2 separate regions of the Homo sapiens genome follow, and region 1 is linked to region 2. A link is a loop called in an ENCODE intact Hi-C map of the cell type or tissue named here. Cell type or tissue: Caco-2. All regions are shown on one strand. Links, peaks and the distances in the headings refer to the core of each region. The heading gives the core; the rest is flanking DNA. Region 1 has its middle 34 kb from the start of MACIR. Region 2 overlaps LOC105379105 (a long non-coding RNA gene).

Region 1 (5,381 bases), core at 59-5,058, 160 kb after region 2:
TCTGTTATTTCAAGACTACTTTCTGGCTCTAATTTTTGCTAAACTCACATCTGAAATACTGCTTGCCCACAGGTAGTGTTGGTAGCACCCAGGCCTTTTGAATGGTTGATAATAAGCTGTTCTTTTAGAAAGTTATTAATGTAGGTCCTCTTGGTGTTAGTAGCAATTACTGGGGAAAAAAAAGTTGAGTGATCGGTGGAATCAAGGAATAAGCCTAGATTTAACAAAGTTAAAAGGCTTCATTAATGCAGGAGTCGTTGCAGCCTTGAAAAATGATGTCTGTGATTCTTTTAATGGCAAATTTAATGGGCAATATTTCCCTCCACCAACAACTTGACCATGAAATCCTTTTTTCATGAAGGTATCTCTTGGGAAAGAAAGTTAATTTAGAAATTGATATTAGCATGAACATTAGGAAAGCCTTTAAAATAGGTTGACTCTGCATTAGAATCAGACATGGTTCCAATCTGGGCTCTGCTGCTTATTAACTATGTGCCTGGACACGTTGCAAACACCCTTCTGAGCCTCAATTTCCTCAGCTGTAAAATGAGAACAGGAATACTTCAGATTATGTTTTGAAGATTAGAAGAAACTGAGAAATGGCCATGTAAATTGCAAGGTATTTTAAAGATATAAACTATTAAGAAAATAATTAGTATAGCATTAAAAGTTGATCTAAGAATGTTTGCCCTACTCATTTTTTTAAATGTGCTTTGACATTAGATTAATGATCTGTAGTAATCATGTTTCCTGATGTTGTAAAGGTGAGTTGTTCTATTTGAAACCTTTCAAATACAGAAATATTAATTTTAGGAGAAATAACTAAAACATAATAAGGCAAATGTCTCTCCCCTGCCCCTCCCAGTCTGTGACACACTTTCCTCTTTTGCCCCCTCTGGCCCTCAGGCTCCTGCACAGACTGCGTGCAGCCCCCTCCCAGCCCTGCAATCCCTGAGCTGGAGTTGCCCCTTGGTTGGGTCCAAGTCACAGGGGTGGGGGGCCTACGGGCCAGGAGGAAGCCACACTGGCCTGCGGCCTGCGTGGAGGAGGTGGAGGTACCCAACATGGCTGGTGGAGCATGAGCGCCCCAGATGGCAGATTGGAGGCTTTCAGCGGGCTTCCTCCGCTTGGAATTAGCAACATAGTGCATAAAGGTCAACTCTGTGAGCTTTAATTGAGGAAGGGAAGCAGCAGTTCACTAGAATAGCAAAGGATACCCCAGACTCTGTGGAGAAGGTGGGCAAGCAGCCCCCACGTCGGCGTTCTGCTGATAATGTGTGAAGCCCTAGTATGTGAGAGGAACAGCCAGTCTCCCCTTGCGTTTCGCCTTTCCGCTAGTGATCTGTGCAGCCCAGGCCAAGGGAGAGCACCCTGTTTCTGCCAAGCCCGGGAGCTAGTTTGGGGAGAGGCTGAGATACCGAGAGGGAAAGACACTGGGAAAAGCTGCAGGCATTTTTCCAGACCTGGGACTGAGAGGACACTTTTTTTGTTTTGTTTTGTTTGAGACGGAGTTTTGCTCCTGTTGTCCAGGCTGGAGTGCAATCGCGCGGTCTCAGCTCACTGCAACCTCCGCTTCCCGGGTTCAAGCGATTCGCTCGCCTCAGCCTTCCCAGTAGCTGCGATTACAGGCGCCCGCCACCATGCCCAGCTAATTATTGTATTTTTAGTAGAGATGTGGTTTCACCATTTTGGCCAGGCTGGTCTCAAACTCCTAAGCTTAGGTGATCCACCTGCCTTGGCCTCCGAAAGTGCTGGGATTACAGGCTTGAGCCATCGCCCCCGGCCGAGGATACTTTTTTAAATCTGGGCTCATACAAAGTCGGTCGTTGTTTGGTAACCTGGCAATGGTAGCCACGGCAGGCATTTTAGTCTTGGGCCAGAGATTGGAGCATTTGCTTTGGAGCGAGGGAAAGGTCCCCACAGCCGGAAATGGGCAGTGAGTTTGGAGAGTGCCTAGCAGTGGGTGCTGAAACTAAGCTCTCTCTCATCCCAAGACTGGAATGGGAGGAGAATTGCAGAAGCCTACTGCGTTTCTCCTGAGCAGCATGACTTGCAGCCAGGGACAGCTTTGCGACCTGAAGCAGGTCTGTGTGGGTCACTGATGGGTGCCTCAGACTGCTTCCTTGGTCAGTTGAGGGAGAGTGCTTCACCAGCTGCAAGGAGTAGGAGGGAGGTGGACCCCACTCACCTGGAGATCTAACCCTCCGTGTGAACTGCCACTAAGCGAAGGGGGAGTGCAGCCCGCCAAAGTCCCTTTGGGGTCAAAGGAACTATGAGTGCTGTGACAGCCACCAAAGGGCACAACACCAAAGCCTGGGAACAGACTTGGAGATGGGGGTCATCTCTCACTTCCAGACAGCCTCCCCAGTGTACTTTCGTGGACATAGCAGCGCCTCTTCCTGCTGGGTCCCAGGGAGTGTAGGGTGAAAGAGGTGCCTCTCAGGCTTTTCCAGGGGCTCCACCCCCGATGAAGACAAACGGTATGGGGAAGAGGTGGGAGGGCACTCGTGCTTTTCTGTTGCCTCCACCCCTGCTGAAGGCGTGCATAAGCAGAGTTAAGAGCCTCCTGCCAGCTCATCTCTTACTCTTAAGCACCATCTACTGGACTGCAGCCTGAATTACACCACCAAATAAGAATACATTGCTACACCAAGCAAGTCTGAAAAACCCATCATATGAAGCTATCTGCAACCAAGGAACTCTACAGAGCCCTGTTCCCATAACAGCATCCAGAAACAAAGCTAATCGATCTGTTAAAACAGAGTTAATACGGCCGGAGAAGGACTCCATACTTCTGTAGTTTAGACCTTGTGGATGAACTGTAATCTAACTTAATAGGTAGACAAGATTGACAACCTAACTTAGCAGTATGCACCTGTAACAATAGCTGAGTCTTGGCCAATCCCAGCAGTCATACTTCAACCACTCATACACTGCCAAGTGTTTAAACTGTGTTAGAATAAGGCAAACGCCAATCAGTCCAGCTATTTCTGTAACTCACGCCCAATTTCTGTATGTCACTTTCCTTTTCTTGTCTATAAATTTGTTCTGCCCATGAGGCATCCCTGGAGTCTCACTGAATCTGCTGTGTTTCTGGAGGCTGCCGAATTTGTGAATAGGTTTTTGTTTGTTTGTTTGTTTGTTTTTTCTTGCTCAGTTAAACGCTGCTAAATTTAATTTGTCTGAAGTTTTAACAGATCATACACAACATCCACCACAGTCATAACCTCAAGGCAAAAAAGGAATAAAATATCAAAAAACTCCATCTAAATTATAAACAATTCAGAAAAAGAAGTGTCAGCTCCCTCAGATGGGAAGGAACCAGCATAAGAACTCCAGAAGTACAAAAAGCCAGAGTGTTTCATCACCTTCAAAGATCACACTAGCTCCCTAGCAATGGATCCTAACATTAAATGTCTGAAATGACAGATAAATAATTCAGAATATTGATGACAAAAAAACTAAAAGAGATACAAGAGAAAGTTGAAATTCAACACAAGGAGAACAGAAAAAAGATGCAGGATTTGGAAGATAAAATAGCTGTATTAAGAAATAACCAAACAGAACTTCTGTAATTGAAAAATTTACTACATGATTTTTCAAAATACAGTTTGAACCCTTAACAACAGACTAGACCAAGCAGAAGAATTTCAGAGCTCAAAGACTGCTCTTTCAAATCAACTCAGACAAAAATAAAGAAAACAGAATTTAAAACAAAGCCTTCAAGAAATATGGGATTATGTAAAGTGGTAAAATCTATGACTTATTGGGATTCCTGTGAGCGAAGAAGAGAAAGTAAGCAACCTAGAAAACACATTTGAGGATATAATTCATGAAAATGTGCCCAGTCTTGCTAGACAGGTCAAGATGCAGACACAGGAAATCCAGAGAACTCCATGAACTACTATACAAAATGACTGTCTCCAAGGTACATAGTTATCAGACTATCCAAGGTCAATGCAAAAGAAAAAGTCTTAAAGTCAGCTAGAGAAAAGGACTATATCAGGCTATGATAGGAAACCCATCAGACTAACAGTGCACTTCTATGATGGAAACCCATCAGACTAACAGAAGACTTCTCAGCAGAAACCTTACAAGGCTGAAGAGATTGGGGGCCCATTTTTATCATTCTTAAAGAAAATAAATGCCAGGCAAGAATTTCATATCCCACCAAACTAAGCTTCGTAAGCGAAGGAGAAATAAACTCTTTTCCAGACAAGCAATTGCTAAGGGAATTGGCCACCACCAGACCAGCCCTACAAGAGATGCTTAAGGGAGTACTAAACATAAAAACAAAAGAACAATACACTACCACAAAAGCATGTATAAACACATAGCCCATGGATCCTATAAAGCAACTACACAATTGATACTACAAAGCAAGTAGCTAACAACACTATGACAAGAACAAATCCCCACGTATCAGTATTAACCTTGAATGTAAACAGCCTAAATGCTCCACTGAAAAGAAATAGAGTGGCAAATTGGATTAAAAAAACAAGACCCAGCCAGACACAGTGGCTCATGCCTGTAATCCCAGGAATTTGGGAGGCCAAGGCAGGAGGATTGACTGAGCTCAGGAGATTGAAATCACCATGGGCAACATAGCAAGACCCTGTCTCTATTTTAAAAAAGAAAAGAAAACAAAAACAAACAAACAAACAAAAAGACCCATCATTCTGTTGCTTTCAAAAGACACATATCACCATAGTACATGTAATAACACACATAGGCTCAAAGTAAAGGGGTGGCGAAAGATCTGTTATGCAGATGGAAAAAAAGATCAGGGGTCACTATTCTTGTATCAGATAAAACAGACTTTTTAAATCAACAACAGTAGAAAAAGGACTAGGGCATTACATAATGAAGAAGGGTTCAATTCAACAAGATTTATCCTATACACACCCAAGATTGGAGCACTCAGATTTCTAAAACTATTATTTCTAGACCTAGGAAAAGAATTAAACGGCCACATAATAATAGTGGGGGACTTCAACACCTCACTGACAGTGTTAGATAGATCATCAAGGCAGAAAACTAACAAATTCTGAACTTAAATTCAACAGTTGACTAATTGAACCTAATAGACATCTACAGAATACTCCACCCACCAACAACAGAACATACTTTTTTCTCATGTGCACATAGAAAATACTCTAAGATTGACCACATGCTTTGTCACAAAGCAAATCTCAGTAAATTCAAAAAAGATTGAAATCATACCAAGCATTTCAGACTACAGCATAGTAAAAATGAAAATCAACACCAAGAGAAACTCTCAAAACATGGAAACTAAACAACTTGCTCCTGAATGACTTCTGGGTAAATATAAAAATAAGGCATACATAAACACTTTTTGAAACAAATGAAAATAGACATAC
Region 2 (5,381 bases), core at 292-5,291:
GTCCTCACTGCTACACTCCCACCAGCACCACAACGGTTTACAAATGTCATGGCAATGTCAGAAAGTTACCCTATATGGTCTAAAAAAAGGGAGGAACCCACAGCTCCAGGAATTGCCCATCCCTTTCCTGGAAAACTCATGAATAATCTACCCCTTGTTTAGCACATTTCCATGCTGCTGATAAAGACATACCCGAGACTAGGCAATTTACAAAAGAAGGAGGTTTAAGGGACTTATAGTTCCACATGGCTGGGGAAGCCTCACAATCATGGTGGAAGGCAAGGAGGAGCAAGTCACATCTTACAGATGGCAGCAGGCAAACAGAGAGCTTGTGCAGAGAAACCCCTTCTTACAAAACCATCAGATCTCGTGAGACTCACCCACCATCACAAGAACACCATGGAAAAGACCTGCTCGCATGATTCAATCTCCTCCCACCAGGTCCCTTCCACAACACACGAGAATTCAAGATGAGATTTGGGTGGGGACACAGCCAAACCATATCACACATAATTTTAAAAAAATCATAAAAATAGGCAACCAGCAGCCCATGCTGCTGCTCTGCCCATGGAGTAGCCAGCCATTCTTTATTCCTTTACTTTCTTAATAAACTTGCTTTCACTTTGCACTGTGGACTCACTCTGAATTCTTTCTTATTTGAGATCCAAGAACTCTCTCTGAGGTCCGAATCAGGACCACTTTCCAGTAACATAACTAAACCAAAAGGTTATCAGACACAACTTTCCCTATCAATGAACCATTTAAGCTTTTTATTTGCTTTTTTTGTAAAGTCTCTTCTAAAAGAGGCAAGAGAAATTTTGAAATCTTCTTAGAAGCTTCTGCATATCAATAGACATCCCTGAGTAAGCCTAATTCGGGAGGCTTCATTTTTAAATGCATTTCTTAAAATGTAGTGTTGTTCACTTAGAATGTTTACCATAATTTTAAATTATCTTTGGTATGATTTTGTCATTTTTGTAAGCATTTGTTGTTTTGGGGGTCTAATATTTATACAGTCCATGTAAAAGGTAAGTGCAGCCAGAAAGGTGGAGTACTCAGTTCTTCAGAAATTAAGAATCCCATTTTCACAGAATCTTGGCTTTGGTTCTAATAACTTTGCCAATAACTGTTTCCTACTTCAGTGTACAAAAAAAAAAAAGAACATAAATTCCCTGTGAATTTCTGAAAGCTGAAGTCTGTCCCTCCTGCAGTAATTGTCATTTAATGACAATTTCTGTCTGACCCAGACATCTGAAGCTTCTAACTGGATTCAATCTAGTTAGTTATCGGATCTAATTTGATCATGGACCTAGTTGAGTTTCTGTCACAACTTGCAAACTCAGTCCAGGTCAAAAATTTGCTCAAAGTGAGATAGCTTAAAACACACATCCATGGAGATTTGGAATTAGAGAGAAAACTTACCCACAATCTTCAGTGGTTGTGTGAGAGCAATGGATGCAATGGGTCCAGAAGTTAGCTCATTTGGTCACTTGAAGCTCCTGGCAGTCACTGGAACCTCTACTTTGAATCCCACTTCTGATACAACCTGTTAAAAGAAAAATCTTAGACAAATTAAATTTAGCAGTGTAATTGAGCAAAGAACAATTTGCAAATCAGGCAGCTCCCAGGACTGGAATAGGTTCAGAATGACTCCAGGGCCACAGATTGTATGATTCCATTTATATGAAAGGGCCAATAGATGCAATGTCTGTAGAGACAGAAAATATATTGGTGTTTCTTAGGGCTGAAGTGGATGGTGAGAGGCTGCTAATGGGTATGGGATTTCTTTTTGAGGTGAGAAAATGTCCTAAAATTAGATTGTGGTAATTCTTTCATAACTCTGTGAATACTACAAACCACTGACTTTTCACTTTAGATGAGTTAATTTTATGGAATGTGAATTACACCTCAATAAAGCATTTTGTAAAAACAAAACACAACTGTGCTATCATCTTCAGGTAAATAATTGTCTGTCCCAAAGGCCTGATAACTCCCTGCCACAGTAAGGCCATACGGAAATGCATTCATGGCTTCCACAATTGAGTCATGGCTCGTCCAAATACTGAACTATTCCTACTACTATGTAGGGTCTCACTAAGGTAATTCCCTAGTTTCATATCTGTTAAAACACACTGTATATATCCTGCTTAGGTCAGCTCTACCACCTTCCTGAAGGTGTCCCTCAACACTGACTTCTCTGCTTAGGGAGAGGCCCACAGACATGGCAAAGCTTTTGTTGTGTTGTGTGTGGAAGTCTGTCCATGTATAATTTCCCTGCCTGGTGCTGCTCCTTGCCAAGGATAACCCTGCTCCAAACCTTAACTTTCTCAGCTCAGGGAGCCGCAGTCTTTGAGATTAAAAACCTAAAGAAAGGACAGAAGGCCTCCCAGAGGGGAAAGATGTGAATCTAGCCATAGAAAGAGCTAAATTATGAGTGAGTAGAGATCAGAAAACATCCTATTTTCTGCTGCTTTGCTGTCTTAAATGCTCACGGTATTCCCCAGTGACACATATGATCTTCCAGTCATTCATTACAGTTGGAATAACACTCATATCCTCTACTAGAACCAAACACAACTTCCTCTGCTTGGAGTGAACTGAAATGACATATTGCTTCAGCAAAGCCCTGTGTCTCAATGACCTTGATAATTCAGGTGTCTTAGTAAAAATTACATGCAATGCTAAGATTTTTAAGTTCTATTAATATTATTCACTCCAGGAAATCAAAGAAAGATTTAGAATTAAAGGCTAATAACCTCCTTTGTGGGGTGGAATAGAAAATATTCCAAATAACTTGTGATTCTTATTCTGAAGAAAAAAGTTCTCTTCTCTCCAGTTTTCAAATTGCAAATTAAGGTGAAAATAGAAAAGTGATATTTGACCAACTTGACATATTCTATATAAATTACACTGGGTTGTAAGTTCATTGGAAAAGACAAAGTAATATGTGATTGCAAACAAGTTACTGCAGAGACCTGTTCTACCACATTCAGTTTTCACTGCGAGATGACAATGAGATTCTTGAGAACTTGTCTGCTTTATCTGTGGTCCCTTTAATGTGTTAGCATCAGCTATATCCATCAGAAAGGGGCAGGAAGCAGAATGCTCCACTGCCATCATTCATAAAGTTAGGAAACGTACTTGAGCCTCTCTTTGTTCTGCCAAGGAATGTAAATAATGCCATTTAGTATGTATAATAAATCACGAGAAACTTTAAATCACTACCTAGCAATTATTAACCACAAATGTGGCAGATGAAGGACAAGTGCAGATCTTTGTAGCCAAGAAAATGTCTTAGCCTCCCTAAAGGGACACATATTAACTCAAGGGGTTTTTTTATTTGTTTTTTTGTTTTGTTTTTGCTTTTGCAGTGGGTCTTTCTTTTTTTCAGAGTTTTAAACTGTGCATAAATGAATGCTGAATTCCTAACTCCTGAAGTCCAGATCCTATATCCAAATGACTATTCAACAGATGCACTTAGATGTGTAATAAGCATCTCAAACTCAATGTTAAGAACTGAACTCCCCTTTTCCTCCTCAAACCTGCTTCTCCCAGTCTTCCTCAACTTAGTTATCAGCAACTCCACCCTTCTAGTTATGTAAGTCAAAAATGTTTGGAGTAATCATAGATGCTTCTCTTCCTCTAAATCCCTACATCCAATATGTTAGCAAATTCTGTATAATCTAGCTTCAAAATGTAACAGATACTAACTATTTCTCATCACTTCCATTGGTATTGATGCCATCATCATCTCTTACCTGAATTATTAGCAACAGCCTTCTAACTAGTGCTCCATTGCCTTTTATCAGTCTGTTCCCTTCCCAGCTGCTAGACTGATTTCCTTAAAACATGGAGCAGATCAATCACATCACTCTTCTCAAGTACCTCCAGATGGTTTCCATTTTACTCAGACTGAAAACAGAGCCCATACAATGGCCTATGAGGCTTGAAACAATTTACTCTATCCCCTTTCCTCTCTGATTCCTATCATACTCCCTCTTACTCCGTTCTAAGTTTGCTGGGCCCCATGCTTTTGGTCAAAAATACCAGACCCAGAAACACTTCAGCATCTTTAAACTTGCTGTTTCTTCCCCCTGAAATGTTCTTCCCCCAGGTATACACATGGCTCCTCCCTTCATTTTCTTCAAAACTTTCACACATCACCCTCTTCTGTAAGTTAGTTTTCTGCTCTCCATTGTGCTCCTGAATTCATTAATGCTTCCCTTTGGCAGCTGTAATTTATTCATTTCACTGCTATCACTACTTTATCATATGAATATATGACAAGTTATCTAGTCCATTGTTGCTTATCTAGGTTGTTGTCAATGTTTTGCTAGTACAAAAAAATCCTGCTATAAACATTCTTGAAGATAACTTCTTGTGCAAAATTCCTGGAGTAGAGATAGATTTGTGCATCTTTGATTTTACTGTATAATGTGAAATTGTTTTTTAAATAGTGCTATCAATTTACACACTTACCAGTATTGTATGATTGTACTGTCTGCTCTACAACCTTTCTAATACTTTTATTATTGCCAACCTAGTAGGTTTTAAATGATCTCTAATAATTATTTTATTTCTATGTTCTGGCTCCTAATGAGATTGGGCATTTAAAAATATTATTATTGCCTGTATGCCAACAGGCAACAAATGACAAATTAAGATAATCAAAGGGACTAAATGCAAAGATGTGCATGTAGTATAGGAGAAACCAGGGATATCAGCCATAGAGCTGTTTTCACCTCCAGGTCTAAAAGGCTGAGTGGAGGGAGAAATTACTGGAAAACCCAGAACAGAGACTTGTAGAGCAGGGACTTTTATTTGAAAGAAACAGGCAGAAGGAGTAAGGAAACAAGGAGAAGAACTATCTCAACTTCATTCTCCTCCTGCCTGATCTTCTGCTAAAACATCAATGGGAATCGCCATTGGCCAAACCCAACTGGAAGTCAGAGGGTATTGGAACCCTCCTGATGTATTCCACAGAGGCTAGGATCCTGGTGCAGAATTCAGGATAAAGTAGGTGATATTGTTTAGTTGTGTCCCCACCTAAATCTCATCTTGAACTGTAGTTCCCATAGTCTCCACATGTCATTGGAGGGACCCAGTGGGAGATAATTAAATCATGGGAATGATTACCCCCATGCTGCTGTTCTCTTGATAGTGGGTAAATTCTCACAAGATCTAATGGTTTTATAAGGGGCTCTTCCCCCTTTTGCTCACTTCTCTTTCCTGCCATCATGTCAAGAAGGACATGTTTGCTCCCCTTCTGCCATGGTTTTAAGTTTCCTGAGGCCTCCCAAGCCATGCAGAACTATGAGTCAATTAAACCTCTTTCCTTTATAAATTACCCAGTCTCAGGTAGGTATATAGAGGCAATAATA

Evidence for each region. A loop is a pair of places that touch in the nucleus more often than their neighbours do. Peaks named below come from ENCODE experiments on the same cell type or tissue, not always from the same donor. Only the 100,000 strongest peaks of a DNase experiment are listed, where the experiment ranks them.
Region 1: it touches region 2 in a loop (2.1-fold over the local background); 2 of 110 quality-filtered maps call a loop at or near these places.

The regions. Positions count from the first base shown.
Region 1 is chr5:103,222,184-103,227,564 of GRCh38, forward strand. No RefSeq gene overlaps it. Among named protein-coding and RNA genes, the nearest start is that of MACIR, 34 kb to the right of the region's middle. In Caco-2, for the core only: a CTCF peak has its summit at 2,599 (motif pointing left); a DNase peak (open chromatin) is centred at 2,588.
Region 2 is chr5:103,057,551-103,062,931 of GRCh38, forward strand. LOC105379105 (a long non-coding RNA gene) reads right to left here. Exons shown (of 4, transcript XR_948633.2): 3 at 1,423-1,546. Among named protein-coding and RNA genes, the nearest start is that of GIN1, 60 kb to the right of the region's middle. In Caco-2, for the core only: no CTCF peak of the experiment used is centred there; a DNase peak (open chromatin) is centred at 3,081.